Regions from separate parts of the Mus musculus genome. Here all the other regions are linked to region 3. The links are chromatin loops, found by intact Hi-C in ENCODE. Cell type or tissue: heart. All regions are shown on one strand.

Region 1 (8,000 bases), 86 kb after region 3:
TGAACTGTTCCGTTTAAAATCCAAACAGTAATGCCTAAACAAAACTTTCATTCTAGAAGCAGAAAGGATGGCAAATAAAACCCTAACACAGGTAAACCAAGCAAGAAGCACCAGAAAAGGAAAGAGCAGCAGCAGCCAAGAAAACAAAATGTCTCTAACTCAGATGATGGCTAAGAGAACACCTTTAGCAAGCCTCAGAGAACCGGGCAAAACCATGCATGATGACAAGTGAAGGCCTTGAAAACTAGAAGAGGGTATGTTTGGTGACTTTGCCTAGAGTAGAATACTAAAAGAGAAAGAAAAACAGAGGAGATAATTTTCTGTGAAGATCCAAATAAATTAATCTTAAAAGATAATATAGGAGCACTCTTACGAAGCACACTCAAGTGCCTCGTGAGGCATTCTCATGCTTGCATGCATGCACACATGCACGCAGATTTGTTTTTAAGTGTCTTACAAATGATGTTTGGTTCAGAACTGTGGCTCCTGAAAACTCTCAAGAGATGCTTCCAATATTTCATTAACTACCCTGAGTGTAAAGATATCGTTCCTAATGCCTTTCATGGATTGCCTTATTTATCATACGGATTAAAGAAATTCATATAAACGGACTCCTGCAACTGATAAGGAAACACCGTAAAGAATACAGACTCAAGATTTATATACAAAGGTATTTTTTTTATTTGTTGGTAATTACCAATTAACAGTTTTCCATAAACAAAACCTATTCTTATTAGAAGAAAAATCCTTAGGAACATTCTAGTAAGAAAAATTTGGGGCTGAAGAGAAAGCTCAGAGGTTATGAATCCTTGCTGTTCTTTCAGAGAAGCAGAGTTTGATTCTTAGCCCTAGGAGACTGGGCAGCTCACCACTGCTTGTAACTCCAGCTCCAGGGGATCTGATGCCTTCTTTAGACTTCCACTGACAACGCCTACCACCCTATCCCTCCCACTCACCCGAGGCGTACACACACACACACACACACACACAAATACAAAATAAATCTTAAAGAAAAGAAAAACTCAGGCCACAAAAGGAAAACTTTATCACTCACAAAAGGCAGACTTGATTGAGTAAGCTGACAGCCCGAGCTCCCGAATACAATGTTTAGGCATCCTCTGATCCCTCTAAAGCTCTGGGCTTCGTCTCTTGCCAAGCTAGTCATCTGCGTGGGAGAACCTCCTCTTTATAGAAGGCGGAAGCTCCTCATGTCTAAGAAGTTTGAGGATGGGGTCCAGAGTCCTCTGGGCTGAGCTGTTAGACTGGCTCGGCAGTTTCTCTGGGTGTTGTCGCACCCCACACAGCAAACTGCTTCAGTGTCCTCGAGAAAGCAAAGACCTCTGACTTTTGACAAGTCTCAAATGACATTCTCAGATTTTCTGTTCTCCATCAACTGCATGTTATCCAGAGAGATGCAGCATGGCTCAGAAGCCACCCCCAGGGACAATACGATTGTCTAATAAGAGTTGGGTTGGCTGCCTATCTTCCTTCTCCCTGTCAGGTCAGCTATCTTGAACACTAGTGATGAGTGCAGGCTAAGAAACATTGCAGTTGTAAGGAGTAGAGTTACCTAAGCTTGGAGCAGTCCTGTCACTTCCTGCCCAGAGTCACACTGTCAGCTGCATCCAGGAAATGGCCCCATCCACCTTTGATCATCAGCCCCAGTTGCTGCTCCTCGGATACCAAATCTGACTTTAGAGCCCACTGACTTCAGTTAAAAACACATCAGTGGTGACTTTTTTTTTTCAAATATTCAGGGACAGGTTCTCAGGAGCTAACCCAGCGGACCTAGAACTTATTTATCATCATCCTCCTGCCTCAGCCTCTGGAGTGCTAGAGTTGCAGATGTGAGCCTCTGCGCTCAGTTATCACTAATGACTTCAAAACAAAACAAAACAAAACAAAACAAAACAAAACAAATCACAATGCGCTTAGCCTCCATTAGAATTCCTTGGAGACCTCTAAACAGTGGGGATTCAGCGCTAGTACACTGAGAACAAAGGTTTCCTTAGAATGGCTATGTGCAGCTGACCTTTGTTTTGTTGTGTTTTATTGTTTTGTTGTTGTTGTTTGTTCCTTACCAGTTGATCCCCCCTCATGCTTCAAAGTTTTGGGTTCTTCCTCATCTGTTTTCCCCACTTTCTTCTTGAATCCCATCTTGAGCTTTTGTCAAACTGAACATCCACAATATCCTTTTTGGTAAAAGCGTTCATTTACATTTTCATTCCTCCCTTGTACCATGGACAAATCACTTCTGAATAGAGGTCCCTTCCTTGAACCATTTACTCTCAGTTCCTCAGAGTCTTTTCGCCAGCCTGATCTCCCCCAGGCAGCATTTTCTGGGACCAAAGAGGCAGCAGAAGAGAGCCAGAGAGAAGGCCAGGTAGCAAGCGCAGCACGATGCCCCAGGGAACACATGGTTGACCTAAGCAAGGGAAGGGGCCAGCCGGTAAACTGGCAAGTGTCCGGTACCACTGCAGGGAACAGCTGCTAGGCAGCTCTCCTCATTGGGGCCAGGTGGGAGTGCGGACTTACTGGTGCCAGAGCTCTCAATTTTTTAAGGGGAAGCCAGGAATATCTCTGTTATCAGAAGCATAGCCGGCTGCCCAGACCCTGTAAATTCGTCAGCGGAAGATTTGGAAACCTGTAAGAGATAATTACTCACTGCTGCTTGAATCTTTGAGCTCCAAGAACACTGCTATCACCCACCTGGGGAACGCCTCCCTCCCACCCCCTCCATCCCCAAACAAAGAAAGCAGATGGAAGCCCAATCAATAGCTTTCTCAGCACCCCTACTCTTGTCCTCTCTTCTAACCAAACCCCCTTCCTCATCCCTCCCCGCTTCCATTCAGTCCTACATTCATCACCCACCCCATTCCCGTCCATACTTTTCCCCAGAATGCACTTCGTGGCAACAGCTGGCATCCTGTAGAGACTGTGTCTGGGCATAGTGTTAAGTCCTTGACGAGCTCTCTCGGGGAGTCCTCATGCTGACCACGACAGCTAGATGACAAGACTGAGCAAGTAAACACACAAAATGCCCAAAAGGTATTGCTCCCCCCCCCCCGAAACTTGAAATTAACTGAGCATGAAGAGTTTTGTCAGGTGGCCCTGCTCAGGATAGGAAAGTGAGTTCTTTGGAGATGGGCCAAAGTTACTCCACTAGGAAATAGGTATGAGGAATGGTAACCCAAAACTCTTGCTTACTTACCAGGTATATGGAGAAAAAGTTGAATCTTGATTGAACAAAGCAATTATAAGAAATATTTATCAGGCATCCTGAGGAATTCGAACAGAGTACATAACTGATAACATTGAAAAAATAAAGATGAAGATGGAACTGTTATTCTTTTTTTTCTTCCAAAATTCTTGTTTTACTCCTTAGAGATACGGAAACAAGTTGAGATATTTACAAATGAAACCATATGACCTGAGGGAGGTATGCCTTAAGAGCACCACCAAGTACAAGTGAGATTGGCTGTAAACTCACCTCTGGTGAGCCTGGATGGTGGGTATTCATACCAGTAGCTCATGTTACCTCTCAACCTATACATTCATGCAGATTTTAAATATAGCATGGAGAGTAAAACAACACATCTGTTATATAAATGCAATTTGCAACTAAGAGATATTTTCACGAAACAGATAAATTCCATAAGTCTGCATTGGTCAAAGTCGGGTCCAAGTATTCTTGAGAATTAACATTTTCTTTGGATTAGGTACATGCAATTGTCAAATCTGAGAAACACCAAATGCTACTTGCTGTCAAAAACACATGAGTATAACCAAAATACTCCAAGTATTTAAGGGCATTGTGAAACTTTTTCTTTTTTTCAATGTTAAACACAATCAAGGTTGCCAGGCCCTGGAGTGTGATTGAAATCCTAGAACTCAGGAGCATGGCAAGAAGCTAGCCTGGGCTACCTGACAGGACGTTATCAGAAAAGGGGGTAGGTGGGGAAGATAAAGTGTTTCTGCTATTGTTATTTTTAGATTATTTTTTTCTCTTTTCATTTCTGTAGGTGGGAATGAGGTTTCCAGACCATGCATGTGGACAGACATACATGCTTTTAGTGGGAAAAATCTCAAAGCCTTGCTTTATAAAATAGGGTTGCCCTGTGTAAATGTAAATGTCACTTTGATTTCCTCAGAGGAAGGGAAGAGATAAAAGCTGTACCCGAGCTTTACAAATACTTGGCTTTAACTGAACCCAGAGTATCTCTCTGCCTAGGCCTGGAAGCTTCTAGCCTCTGTCTGCTAACCTGAATCTGTCTGCTAAACCAGGCCTGGAATGTTTCAGCCTCTAAGACTTAACTGCTGAATAAGGTCACTCTTCCTAGCTCCTGCTGAACTCTGGCTGGCTGGTTTGGCTCCTTTCCAAGTTGACTAATTCAAACTGGCTTCTCTCAGCTTCTCACTGAATTGCTCTGCTTGGCCTCTAACTCTAACAATACCTTCTAATCTTCTGCCTTCTCATTCTCTGGCTCCTTTTGTTTTCACCTGTGAGATGTCTCTGTATAGCTGTCCCAGTAAAACTGCGCACACACACTCTCTCTCTGTCTCTCTGTCTCTGTCTCTCTGTCTCTGTCTCTCTGTCTCTCTGTCTCTGTCTCTCTGTCTCTCTCTCAACTTCTCTCTTACGTACCCTCTCTTAACCTTTGCATGTGAGTTGGGGATATCCTATCTCTGACTCATTATGTCAAATCTTAGATGATTCATCATTTCGTCTTCCACTCAATTAGATGTCATTTTCAAAGATGGCTGCTTCCTTCTACAAAATAACTTTACCTTCATTGTTTGGGATTAAAGGTGTTTAATAAGGATGTGTCTGTATTTCAACCAGACCATGCTGTCCTCCGGGGCATGTCTGCATTCCAGCCAGATCACAAAAACCTGGAAGGTCTTTGGATATCATCCCTTGCCAGAGCATCCATGTGGCTGGATTAAAATTCCTCTATAGTCCTGGAAGTATCTTCTGAAGTAGCTTGGCAGGGCTGGGAGAACACCTTATCACCTCAAAGCACAAAACAAAGTGATGATGAAGCTGGTGAGCTCCAATGTATTCCATATGCCAGGAAGAGCTCATTATTGCAACAATTCCTAATAATAGGAGCTGGAGCTGCCCTGTTCACCTGCCAAGAATATGAAAGTGTGTGTGTGTGTGTGTGTGTGTGTGTGTGTCCAGCTTTTAAAAGTAGGAGCCATTTTGTTTTCTAAATGCTTCATATGGTGTGTGTCATAGTTAGGGTTTCTATTGCTGTGATAAACACTGTGACCAGAAGCAGAAGCCACAGAGCAACATTGCTCGCTCCTCTTGACTGTCTCAGTTTGCTTTCTTATATACCCGAGGACTATCTGCCTAGGGATAGCACCACCCACCGTGGGCTGGCCCTCCTTCATCAATCATTAATCAAGAAAATGGCTTATAGATGCCACACAGGACAAACTCACAGAGGAGTTTTCTAAATTAAGATTTCCCCATCCCAGATAAGTCTAAGTTTGTGTCATTGACAATAAACAAACAAACAAGCATCAGCCAGAATAGTGGGCATAAGCAGTGGTCTTGGGGAGGGAAAGAAGGAAGAAGACAAGGAAAAGAAGCATGTGGCTTGGAAAGCAGAGTAGAAAATAAGACAGAAAGTAAACATGGTCATCGATGTCAGGAGGAACAAAGTTATGGGTGATATTTGGTGTCATTTGTGCAGTGGAGAACAAGCCTTCCCAGCAGTGTGCCCCATGTACTGATCTCCCCATCATCAGTGGCCAAACTGGGCCCAGATTACTAGAGACCCATGGCTGGTCATCTTCACTGAGAGGACAGCTTTGTGTGAGATTCCAAAGGAGCTACAGGTGACCTCGGTGTGCCTCACAAACATGGCCATTTTTAGGGTTATGTGATCTCAGTATCAGCCATTAGTGTTTTCATTTTAGACTTTCTCAAAAGCAGCCGATCAGACAAAGAAACTCCAAATAGTCTCTGCTGTCTAGGTAGTGCTTTCTGTAGAAAGGTAACAGGCAATCTGCCCATGTTTCATAGGCAAAGAGTGTGTTGCCATAGGGCTTAATTCATCCTGGGTACAAATGTTGAGGTAGTCATTACATGTGCCATACCCTTCATGGAGTCTTGCCCACTAGATCTGGAATAATCAGAAGCCCACTATACTTGTTTAATCCTATAACATAGACACTAAGAAACAATGTTGTAGTGTTTAGGTATTTGAAAGTACCTTCAACATTTTAGAAGTGTAATAGTGTTTTGAGGAATTAATACATCAGATGGCAGATACCTGATAGGAGAGGGAGAGCTAAGTAGAGAGAGAAAGCCAGCCATTCTCACCCTGAGCCTGTCATACACATTTTCTTAGTCTTTATGGGAAGGGTGGTAGGAAAGATGGCAGGAGTGATTATGAAAGATTAGTCTGATAGCCTTGGGGAAGAAGCAGTAAGAGCTTGGGGGAGGGAGCTGTCCGGGCACTGCCGGGAAAGGAGGCTAGATCATGAGATTAGTGAATCTCTGGAAAGGATATGCAGCCCAGTGAGGTCAGCCTGACCGCTTGCCAGTGCCAGTTTCTCAATCATGATTGAATTTGCAGATGGGCCAGGCACTTCACATCCATTTCAAAGCTTCTCAGACAAGCAAAGAAAAATGAACTCAGTGAGTTAGTCAAGGAGCCCCAAACCAAGTAGGATGGAGCCTGGAATCCACAGCATCTAGAGTTTAACTTAAGCGAAAAAAAGACAGGTTAGGGAATCCTGAACAGAGAGGTTTTGCTCACTGGTGTTACCGTTGAGAGATCTGAGTATAGGTTAGCCACAGTCCATCTCACTCCTGGCTGGATGTAGGGAACCTAGCGTTAGCAGATATATTAACACTAAAGAAAAGCTGGGCTTGTTCAAAGCTTCCTGAGTCCTGGGAAACTACCATAACAGGAGAAAGAGAGGACCTAGTAGGTTCTTAAGTTTAGCAGAAAATAGAGGTAACATATAACAGCCTTTAGCTCCATATTCAGAAGATTCAGTGTGGTCTTCGTTCTGAGATTCATATTGTCTCTCTAATGATAATACCTGAATGAGTCACCTGAAGGTCTTGCTAGAATCTACAACAGTGACTCAGTAGCTGTGTCGACTGGTCTTATGTCAACTTGACTCACAACAAACTAGAGTTATCTGTGTGGAGGGAACCTTAATTGAGAAAATGTTTCTATAAGATCCAGCTGTAAGGCATTTTCTTAATTAGTGATTGATGGAAGAAGACCCAGCCCACTGTGAGTGGTGCCATGCCTAGGCTGGTGTTCCTGGGTTCTAAAAGAAAACAGGAAAAACAAGACATGGGGAGCAAGCAAGTAAGCAGCAACCCTCCATGGCCTCTGCATCAGCTCCTGTCTCCAGGTTCCTGCCCTATTTGAGATTCTGTCCTGACTTTAATGATTAGGGGTGCTATGGAAGTGTAAACCTTGAAAATCAACACTGTCCTTCTCAACTTGTTTTTGGGCATGGTATTCCATCATAGCAATAGTGACCCTAACTAAGACAGCAGCTCTGGAGTAGGTTTGACTGCTACAGTTCTAATGAGCTCTCAGTGGCAATGGCCTTGCTGAAGACTGTGTTCCAGCCAAATTACACAAGCCTAAAATATTCATAGGAAATAGTTTTGGGCTACAGAGAGGTTAAACCCAGTGAGTACACTCGTTTATTCTTGGTCTGGAGTATGGCCAGCTTTAAGTTAAATAATGACTTTTTAGCAGATTGAGAGTCATCATGAAGATAACAAATTCTGTCTGGATGCTGTGTTTCCTTTGAATTTGCCCCAGTAGAGATCAGTCTATAAGCATGATATTTTACGTCTATGTTTGGTTCAGTTAGAATATCAACTTCTTCTTCTTCTTCTTCTTCTTCTTCTTCTTCTTCTTCTTCTTCTTCTTCTTCTTCTTCTTCCTCCTCCTCCTCCTCCTCCTCCTCCTCCTCCTCCTCCCCTCCTCCTCCTTCTTTCCTTCTCCTTC
Region 2 (8,000 bases), 66 kb before region 3:
CGGAAGAGTTGGCCACCTGGAAGAGCCAAGGACTCGGGACTCAGCTGGGAAATCCCCCGGGGTGGGGGAATTCTCTGGGAGTCTTTCAATTGGTGGAAGCGCCTTCCCACGGGCACAAGGTGAGAGAGAACCCAGGGAAACCAGAGAGAACAGGAGAACGGTAATGTGGGTAGAGAAAGGGAAAAGGAAGTTGCTGTCAGAGTTGGAAGCTTAGGGGCCAACTCTTGCTAAAATATTAGCTGACCATTCCCAAATAGCCTTGACATCATGCAGGGGAAAAAAAAGCTAGACATAGTCATTCTCAAGAGATATTTCAGGTGAAGTGATAGTAAGAAAAAAAAGGGGGGGGGGACATTCTTCTTTACTGATCTCCGTTATAAATGGTGATGATAGAGGCTCAGAGTGGCCCATCTACTTCAATAACTCTCACTGTAAGTTAAGACTGAGCGAATCCATTTGCAGATAGCTCATCCTGTGCCCCAGGATATGCCCCAAGAAAGAGCCTTCGAGGTGACTACAAACATAGACCACACCCATTTGGATCGCCCCCCCCCCTACCAAAACAGAAGGCAGCATCAGAGAACTAGCCCCCGCCTAGAATCCATGAGAAGGCACCCACTGTGCCCTTGGGACTCCACTGGGGCCAGCTGATGTATAGCAAGTGTCATTATGTCCAGTTCCTTTCCAGGGTGGAGCACAACAGATGACAGAAGAGGAAACCTATAACTTCAACTTAAGCCTTCCATCAAAAGAGCTGCAGTGGTTTAATTTAAGAGAAAAAATAAATTTCTGAATAAATATGTTAATCTGAATTAACTTAGCCTTAATGGGAAATCATGAAATTTTATACATTTCCTTAAAAACCTCATTTTTAAATAACTGGGTTTTTTTTTTGTGATGAATGTTTTGCCTGTTTATTGGTCAGGATTCTCTAGAGTAATAGAACTGGTAGAATAAGAATACACACACACACACACACACACACACACATGTGAGAGAGAGGGGGTAGATTTATAAGAATGACGACATACAGGCTGTGGTCCAGCTAGTCCTATAATGGCTGCCTATGAAAGGAAGATCCGAGAATTCAGTAACTGTTCCATCTGTGAGGTTGGATGTCTCAGCTGCTCTTCAGTGTGTGCTAGAATCCCCCAAAAAAGTCAGCGCTAATGCCAGTGAAGGAATGGGCTTGTTACAAGGTGAGGGCAAGCAGGCCGAGAGCAAAAGCTTCCTTCTTCCATGTTCTATAGGCTTCCAGCCAAAAGCATGGCAGAGATTAGAGGTGGGTTCTCACATCTCCAAAGATCTGTATTCAAGGTGTGTTTTCCCACCTCAATGATTCAGACTAGAAGTAGATATCCCCATTTCAAAGCAAAAGTCCCTCACATGTGTGCCCCATGGTTGGGTTTTGGTTAATTCCAGATTTAGTCAACTTGACAACCAAGAATAGCCATCACAGCGTGCACATGTATATGTATGTGCACCACACGTGTGTCTGATACCTAAAGAGGTCAAAAGAAGATATAATAGCCCCAGGAAATGGAGTTACAGATGGCTGTGAGCCACTATGTGCATGCTAAGAACCAAACTCAGATACCATTTGCGGACAGTGGGTGTTCCTCTCCTGGGGCCCCTGGAGTTGTATTCATGATAAAGTCCTTCACCTTTTATGACAGGAGAGTGTCACTGCTAGGAAGACAGAAGCTGTACCTCTAAAAGAGTCTTAAGAGGGCTGTGAAACTGGAAAATATATAAGCAATTACTTTCCAATGTAACTTCCAGACTGATTTTTTTTAAGCAGAATGATTATGAAAGCCAGGCATATTCCCATGATTACAGTAAGTGATCTGTGAGATAGAAAACTATCTTTTGATCCGGTCATAAGTAGTTGTAAGTAAGCCATGCTTAGGCAGAAACACTGATCAAAGTCTGGAAATTGGCCCTGGGTGCTTTTGACAGCCCCTTCCTATTGTCATCCCAGTCTGAGGTTCTTGGCTCACTACCTCCCTGGCTTCCTCTTTCCCTATTACCCGAAGACATTCATGGAAGAGCTGGGGGTCACAACAGAGGCCAATGATAATAAGAACAAAGAATTTGGAGGTGTGAAGACCAGTAAGACAAAACTTTGGTTAGGAAGGTAAATTAGTTTACCTGTTATTTGTGAAAAAACCAAACCAAACCAAAAATGATTTGTGATATGGAACAGGAAAGTGAAAACGCTTGTATCATTTCTATGACTGTTTCTTATATAGATCACCAGAAATTGGCCCCTTTCACCCACACACCCAATACAGATAAAGGTTTATAAAGTTAAAATAAAAAACAAAACAAAATAAAACAACTTTAACATGCTGCATGCAAGTATGCAGTATTTTATAAAGCCCTGTCTTAGCTAGGGTTTTATTGCTGTGAACAGACACCATGACCAAGGCAACTCTTATAAGGACAACATTTAATTGGTGCTGGGTTACAGGTTCAGAGGTCCAGTCTGTTATTATTAAGGTGGGAACATGGCAGCATCCAGGCAGGCATGGTACAAGAGGAGCTGAGAGTTCTACATCTTCATCTGAAGGCTGCGAGCAGAATACTGGCTTCTAGGCAGCTAGAATGAGGGTTTTAAAGCCCACACCCACAGTGACACACCTACTCCAACAGGGCCACACCTTCTAATTGTGCCACTCCCTGGGCCAAGCATATACAAACGATCACAAGCCCTAAAAAGCTCAGTTAACACCCACTCTGGAAGCCTATTCTATCTACTGTTATGTGTTTACCAGGAGAAAAGAAGGCATACATCTAACTAAACTTTGTGTGTGTGTGTGAGTGCTCCCTGTGAGTGCTCCCGGCCATCTTACCTATTGAAACATTAAACTGGAAGCCACAGAGTTCATCAAAAGATGATGAGGACTGTAACTGTTGCTATCGATGATAGGTTACATACAATGTACTATTCCAAAAGGGAAAAAACAAAAAGCTGCAAGAAAATATTTCAAATGCTTTCTCCATAAGGAAGTAATGGCTGTTTAATGAGATACATTTCCTTAATGTCATTTGATCCCAGCACAATATGCACATGTATCAGATAACTCACGGTACCCAAGTAATGGGCACAATTTGTTTTTGTCTACCAGCTTAAAAAAGAAAAAGTGAATGAACACTGGAAACTATGCTGCATTCATACAATGGACTGTCACCTGATAGTTGAAAGGAAAAAGCCATGGACACACAGAATAATGCATGGAGGCATGCATAGGGTCTGCACAGCTTCAAGCTAGACAGAGTCCAATAGTGAGAAGGGAAATGGATCTAACCCAGAAGTGATCGATAACAATTCATTTTCTTCAATGGAGTCTCACTAGATATATAAGGCACATTTAAGGGCACCCCCACCCCATGCTCAGGAGTAGATGGCGAACACACAAACACAAAACTTGATTTTTTATTTGTTGTTTGTTTGTTTGTTCGTTCCATATTGCTTTGTTAGGGCACCTTTTATCTTAGTTGTCTTTTTCTTGCATATTATATCTTCTGATTCCGTGTTTTTGTGGATTTTGTTTGTATGTGTGTGTTTCTTGTGTTCTGTCAATGTTTTTCTTTCCTTCCATATTTCTGTCTGTCTGTCCTTATTCTGGTTTGTTTTCTAGAGAAAAACAAAGGGAGGGAGAGAGAGATGGGGGAGAGTCAGATGGTTCGGGAGATGGGGGAGGGAAAACCATAATCAGATTACATGGTAGGAATTTTCAATTAAAGATAATAATAAAAGAAAATATGTCACATAAATGCATAGAAATCATAATCATTTTGCCAAATCCAGATACCCATAAACTGTGGGATGGGCAAATGTATTTTGCACTAAGAATACTGAGGTCATGTGGTACCCCACTGAAAGTGTCTGAGGGGTGTCAAAAGGGATTTCAGAAAACTTGCCAAGATTATTACAGCTCTTAATAACTAAACAAAGCCACAGTCTTTATCAACCAAAATAGCCACAACTGCTAAGGCCTCAGAGAACATCAGACAGTCATCTCATTGTGATGCGTGACTGGCAAGACGATCTCCAGGCAAGACATGACGACCTCCAGGGTTGGCATGTTCTACAAACATGAATGAAAATACATTTCCTTAGGAGTCTTCTGGATGCACGAAGTGGTTAAACAGTTAAGATTTGGATATTTTACCTCACGAGTGGTGTCTGTTGTTACTGTTGTTTGTAGTTCAATTCCTAGAACTGACCTAAAAGCTTGATTGTAGAGGCAGGTATCCATTATCCCATTCCTCCTATAACAAGAAGGGAGGTGCAGACAAGAGAATCATCTAGAAGCGTGTGAACTACCAGCTAGTCGGGTACTACCCTGCTCTGTGTCAGAAACAAGACCTTGCCGCAACAAAATGGGCAAGCAAGGGCTCTCCACAAATTGTCCTCTGATCTCCATGTGTGTACTCACCCTCTATCAAGATCTCAGAGTTTGCCAAGCACTGATGTTGCTAACTAGACTCCAGAGATGAGATTAAAGGCCTTCTCAGCCAGCAGGTTCTGCTCCGTTTTGGGAGTCTCCAGTTCTAGGTTCGTGCGTTTGTGCCTATGCACGCATGCTCTGGGGAAGCCGGCCTTCATTGTCTTTACTTCCTCTGACCTTTCTGGGGGATGGCAGCTGGGAAGAACTGGCAGCTGCAACCTTACCCTGCTTAGGCCTGCGAGAGAGTCCACCTCCGGATGCAGAGAAAATTGTCATTCTCAGCCAAAACAAACACTTTCCCATCTGGGAAGGCCACTGAGTGACAAGTGGCTTTTGATGTAGACATCACTGCCCCAGAGAGCTATTTATTTGGAAGCAAGAGGAGGAGGAGGAAGAAGCTTGAGTGCGGGGGAATTGAGCTATCATATCCGTACTTCTGGCAACAGGATCTTCAGGGCTCTGGGCTAAAGAGATTACTCTGGTCCCTTCAAAGTAGTTTCTGAAACCACTCTCTTCCTGTCATAGCTCTCACGTGGCTTTATGGGGGCCCCTGGAATGGTTTGTTTGGGTTTAGCTCGTTGTGACAGACAGGCCTGAAGACCAGAAATGGGAACGAAAGCAGTTAGTCTGAACTCCGCTGCCGACTGCAGTTTAAGGGCACGGGGAGTCCCAGGAAGCCAGAGAAAACCAAATTCCTTTTGTAAAAACGAACAGTGAGGGGCTCTGAAAGAAAGCACAAGTCACTGCCGAGAAATAAAAGTGTGTCTTTTAATGCAAATCCAAATCTGGGGAAACTCATACATGGGTTTTGTTTTCTTGAACTGGGAACGGTCATTTAAAATGACAATATTCCTTTAAAATGACAATATTTAAAGGTTTTGTCTCTGTCTGGTCCAGCATGTCTCTCAGCGTAAAGTTCTGCATTCTGAACTCACCCAGGTTTAGTGGCACCAGGATGGTTATATTTAGGAGAGTTGGGACAGTCTGAGCATAGCCAGGAGCATCCAGCAAGTTCAGCATAGTAATAACACTAAGATTTCCAGCGGAAAAAAATCTCATGGTGTAGATCACAAAGCAGACAGCTTAGACAGCACAAGGATATCTCTCTCTCTCTCTCTCTCTCTCTCTCTCTCTCTCCCCCCCCCCCTCTTTGTTCAGATAGCCTGTTTGGTGGGCAGCAAAATTGTGCATATCGTACATGCCGGGCAAAGAAACCACGTGGTCTCCCATCCTACTTGGAGTCGAACACAGAGAAGCCTGGGGGGGGGGGGGAGGGCAGAGCAGAGATGCTCAGGAAGCTGACTGTGGCATCGAGGCAGTTTGAATTCAGGCTTGCTGCCAAGGGTGTAAGGAAATATAGAAGCAGAGACTGATACAGGGGCTGGCAGGGCTGAGCTATCTCACCCAGCCCACAAGGCTATACAGGGTCTCAGAACAGGAAGAAGGTACAGTGGCAGAACAGGGGCTCCGGTGGAGGAGTCGGTCCAAGAGAGAACTTTGTTTCTTCAAGGTACCAGAGGGAAGGTCATCCGTGAAGTTAGTAGAATCATTAGAAAAACAAAACAAAACAAAACAAAACAAAACAAAACAAAACAAAACGAAAATGGTTCTAATAAAAGTAGCGTGTGAACTGGGCATGGTGCAGCACTTCTATGTTCTCATTGCTTAGTGTTACAGGAAATATTAAAAAATATTTTAAAATATAAAATATTAAAAATAAAATATAAAATATTAACAATAAAAATAGTAAAAATATTTAATATTTTCCATAACAGCTTAGGAGCTGAGTCAGGAGATCATGAGTTCAAGGCCAGCCTGGGCTGTATAACAGGACTTTCTCCTTTCAGAAAGAAGCTTTCCTGGGTATGCTGTCATCTCTCTTGTTCATCTCAGTGCCGTTTGCTTCAGAAAGATAGGTGTTGGCACGACATGCCTAACAAAATATAAAATCTCATCTGAGCTTAATGTTCGGTTGTTATTTTGAGATAGGGTCTTCTCTTCAGTCTAGACTGGCTTTGAACTCATAGCAAGCCTCCTGCCTTAACTCCCTAAATGCTAGGGTCACAGTGTCATCCTTGCAGTGGAAGCTGCCCAAGACGAGAAAAACAAGGAGCAACTTTAGCATGAGGACAGGGGTCTGTGGGTCCTGAGGAGTGTGCTGTCTTGTCAGAAACAACGATGATGCTGGATCTGATTATGGAAGACCTCATCTCTGGCTGAGCCTCACCACTTACCATGGGACTCTCTGGCAATTCAATTCCTCTGGGGCTCATTGTCCCGCTACCATGTAGGGATGCTGTCAGACCAAGGGGGATTGAGGGACACAAAGCACACGAAGGCACTCTGTCCACTGCAAACCTGGTATGGCTTGTGGGGAATCATTTGTTTATCAGTTATCATCTGTAACCATTTGACCGTCAGAGCCGTCCTAACATATTTGTTCTGGGTTGAATCTGAATGCCCTCCTTGAGCATTTTTAAAAATATTTCCCGTAACACTAAGCAATGAGTTCTTTTTTTTTCAACCCTTTGAAACCTGTGGGACTTAGAAGGGGCAACCTGGCTGGCAGAAGTGAGTCACTAGTGGGCCTTTGAAGGCCACCCCTGATGCTGTTTCTGGGCCTGGTTGATCTGTAGCCATAGGAGGAGCTACAGTTTCTGTGCCTTTGTTCCGTTCGTGCCAGACTGAGGCTGTTATGAAACAGTGAGCCAAAGAAATCTCCCCCCACCTCGACTTGTTTCTGTCATAATGATGAGAAAGGCAGCATTTACTTAATACCTACTGTGTCCAAGGCAAGAGGCTAGGGAACTGGGATCGTTGTTTAGGACCTGACCGCACTGTCAGGGCTTACAGTCTACTTAGTGAAATGTTCTGTTTATGGTGAGACAAAAGGATATGTCTCCCAGATCAAGAATAATCCAGAAATGAGATGAATTCAGAGAGAGAAAGAGGTGTTAGCTGTCATTGAACTGAATGCTGAAGGAAGGAAGGCTGAGACGGAATCACATATGTGGTAGGTACATCGGCGCTTAGATGAGCAGAGAGTGGAAGTCAGGCACCCACCCAGACTCTAGGTTTAAATGCTCCCTCCCTTCTTTATCCATCTAACATGGATAACGTTTGTAAACGTTAATTTTTTTTATTAAACTCCAAGCTTACCTGTACAGATTTCTCCACGAAGCAGAGAAAGGCTGTAAGGAGGTGGAATAATATCTCCAATACCAAGACTTGCTTAAGTCTTCTGGAGCAGAGAAGGCAGGTAAACAAGGAAATTATTATTATGTCATTCATAATTCTCCAGTATTCACATCAGACACCAGAGTAAAACCTCTTTTCCTACAACCATAGTAGGTCACCTGTATTAATGAATTCCTGTTTTGGTCCACAGACCGCAGGGGTACTCCAGTGAAAGCTAGACAGACGACGTGAATGTTAGATCATTTTCTGATCACGAAAGGGAGTGGTATCCACTTACAGACACACAGACACCACACATTGTAGCATTCTTTCCCAGGGCTCCCGCATGCTCTTAACAGCACCACA
Region 3 (8,000 bases):
ATCGACACCAAGCTTGCTGTTCTCCAAAGATAAACCAGTTGACTGGACCACCTCACCACACCTTCTTCACCTTGTTCAGGATCCCAGCTAGCTAGCTGTTCCCTGCTTACTCTGCACTGCTCTCTTTTCCTTACTGAGGATGCTTCGGCATCCTGTAGGAGAGTGCTATGGAAGAAAACCTTGTGGAGATCTGGAGATAAGCATGCTCCTGGAACTTAGCAAGCACTGCCCTTGGGGGGCTACGCCACCCCATCGGGTGAGAATTTGCCCGAGGTTAATTCTCTCTAAGCAATCAACAGGACTAACCAGATAGGATCACCCGGGAGCTCCAAAGCTCCCAAGATCATTCCAGACTTCTTGTGGGAAGCACTCCATCTCTCGTCTCCCACACTTACAGACAAGGTGCTTATCCAATGGGTATAGAAGCCAAATGTACCCCTGCTCCAGCCAGTTAATGAGAAAACAGCTTCCACGTTAAGCTAAATGAACACACACACAGTCTTGAGATCTGAATGTTTCTACAGTCAGTATAGGGTCTTTCTTTCCCTTAACGATGCTGGCTAGATTCCTCTCCTCCCAATACACCCAAATAGCCCATTCCTTCTCTATCAGATCTTCCAAAAGAAGTCACAGGCTTTTAACAAGCAGAGGAATCACGCCAGGCTATTTCTCTCTCCTATAGTCACCAGCCTCAGAGAGCTAAATGTTTGCTGCTAAGTTTTATAAGGGGTGCAGTTGCAGGGTGGGAGGCGGAGGGGTGGGGGAGAGTGGGTGGGTGGAGGAAATGTTTTGTTTTAGTCTTCAGAGAAGTTGAGTTTGCCATTCTAAGGGCCAGATTTGTATGGGAAGCCTGACTAGACCTTCCAGGTCACAGCAAAGCCACGTTGCGGGCCCATGTCTACTGTAGGCAAGACTCCAGTGACCCTCAGTGGGCTTTGGGGAGACAGCTGTGTGGGGCTCCTGGGAAGCTAGCTCCAGGGCAGGCTGGGGGAGCTGTGGGGATGACATCCAATGGCTTCCTCAGAGGTTGCTGCACACAGTCACACAGGTCAAATTTGGGGTGGCCTCATCTCATTTCCTCTTTAACAGGCAATCCAGAACACCCAGACACCCCACTTTGTAAGGCTCCTCCCTCCTTTCCATTTTTTTTGTTTGTTTTTGTGTGTGGTTTTTTTTTTCCTTTTTTTTTTTTTTTTTTTTTTTTTTTTTGCCATCAGCTTCTGACAGCCTGGGGAGTTCAGTAGGCTCTTGATTATTGTACTGTACTGCCAGAAGCTACCTTGAGAGCACTCACTCACTCACGGGCACTCCTTTGCTCTCTTCCACAACTCTGACATTTTCCTGCAGGCTGACCACCACATGGGTCACACAACTGCCCAGAAACACAGAGTATCTTTAAGAGAAGTCGCTGAATATGAGTAACAAAGGAAACCCCGGGCTGCCCACTGTCACTGACTCATTGTGTCCTGTTAAAACTGGCTCCTTAGGCTCTGCAAACAGACATTCCCAGCTTGTCTTTGGAGCTAGAGCAGCCCTTCTAGGCCTGGAACTGTCTCCTGTTTGCTTTCAGGGAAAAGATGATGAACTATGCAAATGACTCTCAGAGCAGGAGTAGAGAGAGCCCTGGGTAGTGCCAGCTCTGCACAGCCTGGGAATGGCACCTTCTCACATGCCTACCTCAGAGGGTAGGTGCAGAATTATGCAAATGATCCCATTTCTCAGTGAGAGGCTGCAAGTGTAAGATCAGGAAAAGATCCGCAGCCTTCTTTGTGATCCAAGTCACAATAACAGAGCTTTGCCTCTGCAAACTTCGGGGCGCTACGATTTACAAGGCTGAGCTGTCAGATACACTCCCACCCCCATCTCAAAAAGAATCCGAAGAATCAGGGTGGCCAGATCCTAAGTATTCAGGTCAAAACCCCTCTTATTTGCACCCAAATTTGCTCATGCCTTACTTGATAGAATTCCACAATTTTCCATCTAAATAATATTGCTTCTTGTATTTTACAAAAAAAAAATAATAATGCAACCCCCCAAAGGTATAGTATGTATGGAAAGTATATAGATTAATGCATTATATTCCATTAGCCAGCGTGGTCTAGGGAGAAAGCAGGACATGACTACCCTAACACCCCACCTCACCCCAGCCCCAGCACTGAGGGTATATAATGGTATCTACATATCTTTTTATTTTCTACTTTCTGAGCAATCATAGTAGGAGGAGTGTGGACTTGAAGCCTGCAGTCTGATCCAATAAGGGGAGCAAAGTTCTGAGGGACCCTAGGAAAGCCAACTTGCTTTCTCTGGGGCCTCCTGTCAAATCTCCTCAGAAGGGGCTGTAAGGTAGAGTTGAGAACTGTGATCAGTTAAGCCTTTCCAACCTGAGTCTGAACTGAATCCGTTGCAAAACTCCTCAGCCTTAGACCTTTGGGCTCTACAATAGGCTCTGCAAAACCATGGTTGAGCTTTACCTGGGAGAACAGACACAGTGAGCGAGCGCTGTGGGCTGAGAATTGCTCAGCCGCCTCCATTCGCATTCCCAGGACTCACACACAAGCAGAGATTCTATTTTCCAAGGGTAAGCGTGCTTGCGTGTGCATGTGGGTGCATGTGGGTGTGTGCGCCCGGCTGCAGAGGGGACATCACAAGCAAAGGTTGGGAGCTAGCTCCAGGTATGGAATGATCACCAAGGTTCATCAAACAGATAGCACCTTCCTTCAGAGATCAGCTGCAGCCTAAAGGTGGCTTCCCTGGACCCCCAATTCGTCACCTCCGGGTCTGGCCGGAGCAGCCCGAACGGCCTCTGCCCCTCTGCTCCTTTGACAATACTCACTGCAAAAGGAGCAGTTCCCAACACACAAAACAGAGCAGCCAGACCAGCAAGACCAGTAAAACCATTACAGCAGTCGATCACCCTTCCCGGAACTCCAAGGAAAAGTTTCCCAGTTTCAAAGCGAGCGTTTCTCAAAAGAATTGAAAATACCCCTCCGACTCCCCAGCTTTCCCGTCTCGGAACCTGCACCGAGGGCACAACCCTGAGCACGAGGTCCGGACTCTCCACGCGCTCCGGATCGGTAGCCTGTCACCCCTGGGGACGCCAGCAGGGGCTGGCCCGCCGGGCCACCGCAGCGACTCTGCGAAAGCCCCTGGGCCGCCACGTTCGTCAGACAAAAAGCGGCGGGATCTGGAGAGAGAGTGGTGGGCTCACCTGGGGTCTGCGGTCTCGCAGCCTCGCCGTCGGTGACCCAGCAGTCCGTTGCCCCGCCGGACGCCTCGGAGCATTGTCTTTAGCGTGTCTGCGCGGAGTGCTTGCCCAGCCGCGGGCGGCTGACTTCTGCCTGGGCCCGGCGGCCGGGTGGCAGCTGCGATCGCGGCTCCGCCCCCTCCGCCTCGGGTGACGCCGCCCGCTCCGCTCCCGCCGCACCCCCGCAGTCCTTGCCGCTGCCCCGCGTCTCCACCGGGCCTGCGCGTCCCGCCACTCTGCTCGTCCCCAGTCCAGGAGGGCGGGCGATCGCCCCTGCCCAGGTCCCTAGGAACTCCGCACCGCGCCCCGCCCCCTCGCTCGCCACAGCGAGGCTCCGCCCCCAGCCCGAGCCTTGGCGCCCCTAGACCTGGAGCTGAGCCCCCCAGAGCGTCCCCAGCTCAATCCCAGCTCAGCGCAGTTCTGCTTGGAAGATCTCTGGTGCTCCCAGCTTTCCTTAACCACAATGCACAGATAGGTGTGTCTGTCGGAGTAAATGCATTCTCATCCCTCCACCCAGCCGACCCTAGGAGACCCTGGTAGGGAGGGAGCAAAAGAACGAAACATGGAAGAGAGGGGATCCGGAGTACAATAATAAGATCTAGGGCGGTGGGCTCTGAAAGAGGCGTGAGCGCCTTCACTGCCACGTACTGTTATCCTAGGAGAACCACAAGCCGGCTGGAGCAGGGCTGGCTGAGAGATTTCAGGTCCTGCTCAGCTCCTCATGTCCAGGCCTCTAGCAAATGGCTCAGCACATCTCTTTGAACTTTAGTGTTTTAACAGTGGAATGCAAATGTTGGCCTGGAGGACCGGCCTTCAATCATGCTGGGGCACCCAGGTCCTCCACCTGTGTTTACACCGCTTCCAGTGCGTGAGTCACTGGCTGAGATACAAGGAGTTCAAGATATTGTTCCTCGGGCGAAAAATCTTTTTTAACTCTCAGGAGAGGGCCAGCCAGTCGCCTCCCTTCCTCCAGCTGCCTGAGTAGGACAGACTTGCACCTTGCCCTGGGTGTTCCCTAAGAAGCCAGGCACTGAAGTTACTGCTCAGGGCCAAGCCTGAGTGAAAACGGAATCCTCCCCCGCACCCCCCCCTCAACACATCTGGTTGCTTCCCTTTGCTTTACAGAGGCAGCGCGGTGTTACATCCTTAATCAGGATGATTCCACGGAGAGAAGGAAGGCACCACTCAGACCCTCCCCCTCTTCGCCTTTATGTGGTGTTAACACTGGCAGCGCTATATAGAATATGAAAGAGGAAGAAGACATGTTTTGGATATGTGTGGCTTCTATGTAAGGAGTGCAAAGGGACCATAAGGAGAATTTACTTATCATTCAATGTCCCTCATTACCCATTTAAGTACGGAAAGACTGATAGGAAGGTGAATAGGAGTCGTACTAACATTCATGAAGAACCTACTACGTGCCAGGCAACGTCACAGGGCAGGGTTAGCACATTTGACACAGCATAACACAGGTCCAGAAGGGTCCTATCCTTTGCCAGGGCTCCTCAGGTGAAAAGTGGTAGTGTTGAGATGGGAACCAAGAGCTGCCTGATTCCACCGAGAGTCCACCACATTGCCCTACCAGTCAATCATTTCAACAAGTACATAAGGAAAACTCTGGTGGAACGGCGCCAGCAGCATTACATTCTCCTGAGGGGTCCAGTCTACTTATGAAGACACCAGAGGGGAAAGTGCCAACAAGCAGACAGGTACAAAATGGTTTGCACTGGACAAACACAATCCGGACCCAAGAGGGGCTTTCAGTTCAGTGACACTGGGCCCTCTCATGGGGATTTTGGATCATTCATGGCTCTCAGCATTCAGCTCCCCACATCTTTCAGTCCTCTCCAGGGGGCATAGACACTTCCCAGGATAAATAAAGGCCATGCCAAGCACATAAGAGACACTTCCACACTTTTTACTCTCTTTACCCAATTTATCCTTAATGCACAAAGAACCCAAAGAACACAATAAAGAAGCAAAGTTTGCAACACAGAGAGACCGCTGTGGTTCTATAGCATGGCACAGCAAGTGAAGGGTTAATTTGGAATTTCTGCTCAATAAATGGTTCCCAAATGGTTTGCTGGGCTTACAGGAGATAAATACACAATACTGCCACTGCTGATCCATAACATGGCTTTTTCTTTCCCCTTTTATGCCAGCTATGTGGCAGCAAAAAAGGCTTCAGCCTGCCTAATGAAAAACAAATCTTCAAAAGTGGCAAAGATGTATACAAAATACCACCCACTTGCACAGTGCCTGTCCTGCAGCTGTTCGGTGTGTTATAATTCCCTGTGAAACTGGTAAGCTCGTGCATGTGGTGGACGTTTGGCTTAGACTCGCACCCCGCACCCCGCACCCTGCAATGCAGTGCAATTTGTGTGTGCTCAGCACTTTGCATCTGGCGACTTGCTTTTCATGGTGTTTTCTACTCAGGGATGGAGCTCTTTGATACAGATCAGACCTTTTGTAAGAGCAATTCTCTTGGGTGTTTTAGTGCTTGGGCGCCATTCTGTACAAGAGAGCTGTTAAATTTTAGGAGATTGAGAGACAAGATTGAGACAGGGGTGCTTGGGGGTAAGGTAATGTAGTTTATAACTGAAGAACCAAAGAGGCAGAAGCAAGAAGTGTGTGCCATTAAATTATCCTAAGAAAACCGGAGCCGGGATATTTGAGAGGGCTCAGAGAGCATGTAGACTGGGCTAAAGAATTCTCATGCCCGGTCTTTCTCCATCTGGATGAAACAGAAATGCCTCTCACCTTAATGTCAGAAAGGTGTTCAATTTCAGTCCATTAATATTTATCGAGTTGCTTCTCCTTAGGAAGTTATAGGGAAAAAGTAAGAGACAAATAGAAGCACTCGGAAGGGAATGGAAGTGAGTCAGGTAGGGAGAGAGAGAGAGAGAGAGAGAGAGAGAGAGAGAGAGAGAGAGAGAGAGAGAGAGTTTTCATGGAGGAAGGGGCCTTTGTAATGAGAAAGGTTGCTATTTTGGGACAATGGGGACTTTCCAGACTGAAGGAATGGTATCTCTACAAAGGAATGGATTTGGGAGTGCCCCCCCCCCCCCGACTTCGATGGCAGTCTGGCAGGAGTATGAGGACAAGAGACACAGCACAGTGTAAGGTGACACTGGGTGGAAAGAGCTGGCTTGCCGGTGAGCCAATAAGAAAGCACAGGCATTTCTGCAACAGAGTGATGTCATCTAAGGTGGTTTCTCTTCAGGGTTCCTTGGATCTTGCCTTCCAGGTGGACTAGGAAGTGGGGAAAAAGATTAGAAATAAGAAGCATGACAGTTTCTATCCTGGGTCCAGATGGGAGACAGTGACCTTTGATAGGGACACGGCAAGGAGGTGAGCAAGGACAGCTTCTTTCGAGAGATTCAGACTTGGAGAGAACTGCAGGACTGATTGACCGAGTGCCATATTTACTAGCTTCCTCAATGAAGCATTGGCTGTGTCAAGCTGAAAGTGCACAATGATGAATGTGGAGTTTCTCATGTGAACCTCACCGAACTACTGTGTAGAGGGCATGGAGAATGAAGACAAGGAATTAAAGATTCCTAGCAGATTTCTAATCACAATGTATGGATAGGATGGTAGCATCCTTACTACAAATACGAACGTCAGTGGGATAGAGCTTAGGGGTAGAAAGCCTGCCTGGCAGGCAGGAGAGCCCGCATGCAATCCCCAGTAGCCATGTGGCAGAGACAAGGATGGCACTGAAGTCCTGAGAGGGGTACGGGGAGGCATATCATATAAGGAGGCATATCAATAAGGAACAAAAAACAACACAGAGACATGGAGGGTTGGGGGACACAGCAGCCTAGAATAGACCATGAAAAAGGAACTTTAGCCCCTTTTCCTCCAAACTTTGAAAATCCTGACTGAAGAGAGCCTGTCTGAATAGAAGTCTTTGAAGAATAGAGAGCCATGGAATAGAGAGGGGTAGTCCCAGGAGCTTTGGGCTCAGTTACTTGCATGTGGGGAGAGTTTGGGATAAGCTTCAATTCTTTATCTTTTTATGGATTGCAGTAGAAGGCTGCAGATGATGTCAGAGCAGGAAGAACCCACGTGGACCTGTGGGCTGTCTACCTTGGTCTGGACAGGGATCCACAGGGAGAACAGGCATACCTCATGCACAGCAGGAAAATACTATCGGCCAGGGTGGTGGCTTGACGATGCTTGGGTGTAGTGTCTGTTCACAGCACTAAAACCCTAACTAAGACAGACAGCAAGCCATGAGCAGGGACACTCTGAGAATTGGTCCCAATGTCAGGCCCCAGATGGTGGCATTCAGGGTCTCAAGACCACCATAGAAGAGATGGAGAGTAAGGGAGAGGGGAAGAAAAAGTTCTTCCCCAAAGTTGCTGTGGCAAACTCTCCTGGAGGGAACAGAGCTGGCATCAAGCTGGTGTAGCAGGTAACACACTTGCTGCACAAGGCTGGTGACCTGAGTTTGACCCCTGGAACTCAAGGAAAGTTGGAAGGAGAGATCCACCTTTACAAAGTGTTCTCTGACCTTCACATACCCACCATGGCACTATGCCCATATCAATACATTGTGCACAATACACATATGCCATGCACATCATCATCATCATCATCATCATCATCATCATCATCATCATCATCATCATAATAATAATAATAATAAAGCTGGAGAGATGGCTCAGTGGTTAAGAGCACTGACTGCTCTTCCAAACGTCCTGAGTTCAAATCCCAGCAACCACATAGTGGCTTAGAACCATCGGTAATG

The links. A loop is a pair of places that touch in the nucleus more often than their neighbours do. Peaks named below come from ENCODE experiments on the same cell type or tissue, not always from the same donor. Only the 100,000 strongest peaks of a DNase experiment are listed, where the experiment ranks them.
Region 1: it touches region 3 in a loop (2.1-fold over the local background); 3 of 42 quality-filtered maps call a loop at or near these places.
Region 2: it touches region 3 in a loop (1.9-fold over the local background); 5 of 42 quality-filtered maps call a loop at or near these places.

Annotation. Positions count from the first base shown.
Region 1 is chr8:36,004,256-36,012,255 of GRCm38, reverse strand. No RefSeq gene overlaps it. Among named protein-coding and RNA genes, the nearest start is that of Gm39163, 58 kb to the left of the region's middle. In heart, no CTCF peak of the experiment used is centred here; no DNase peak of the experiment used is centred here; H3K27ac peaks cover 719 bases.
Region 2 is chr8:36,156,025-36,164,024 of GRCm38, reverse strand. Gm38414 (predicted gene, 38414) reads right to left here. Exons shown (of 4, transcript NR_151736.1): 1 at 7,814-8,000; 2 at 7,617-7,698; 3 at 4,179-4,278; 4 at 2,991-4,094. Among named protein-coding and RNA genes, the nearest start is that of Gm38414, 4.0 kb to the right of the region's middle. In heart, no CTCF peak of the experiment used is centred here; DNase peaks (open chromatin) are centred at 24 and 4,714; H3K4me3 peaks cover 61 bases; H3K27ac peaks cover 2,003 bases.
Region 3 is chr8:36,090,197-36,098,196 of GRCm38, reverse strand. Prag1 (PEAK1 related kinase activating pseudokinase 1) reads right to left here and starts at 3,369. Exons shown (of 6, transcript NM_172911.3): 1 at 3,209-3,369. In heart, a CTCF peak has its summit at 3,111; DNase peaks (open chromatin) are centred at 2,666, 3,426 and 4,116; H3K4me3 peaks cover 3,069 bases; H3K27ac peaks cover 3,295 bases.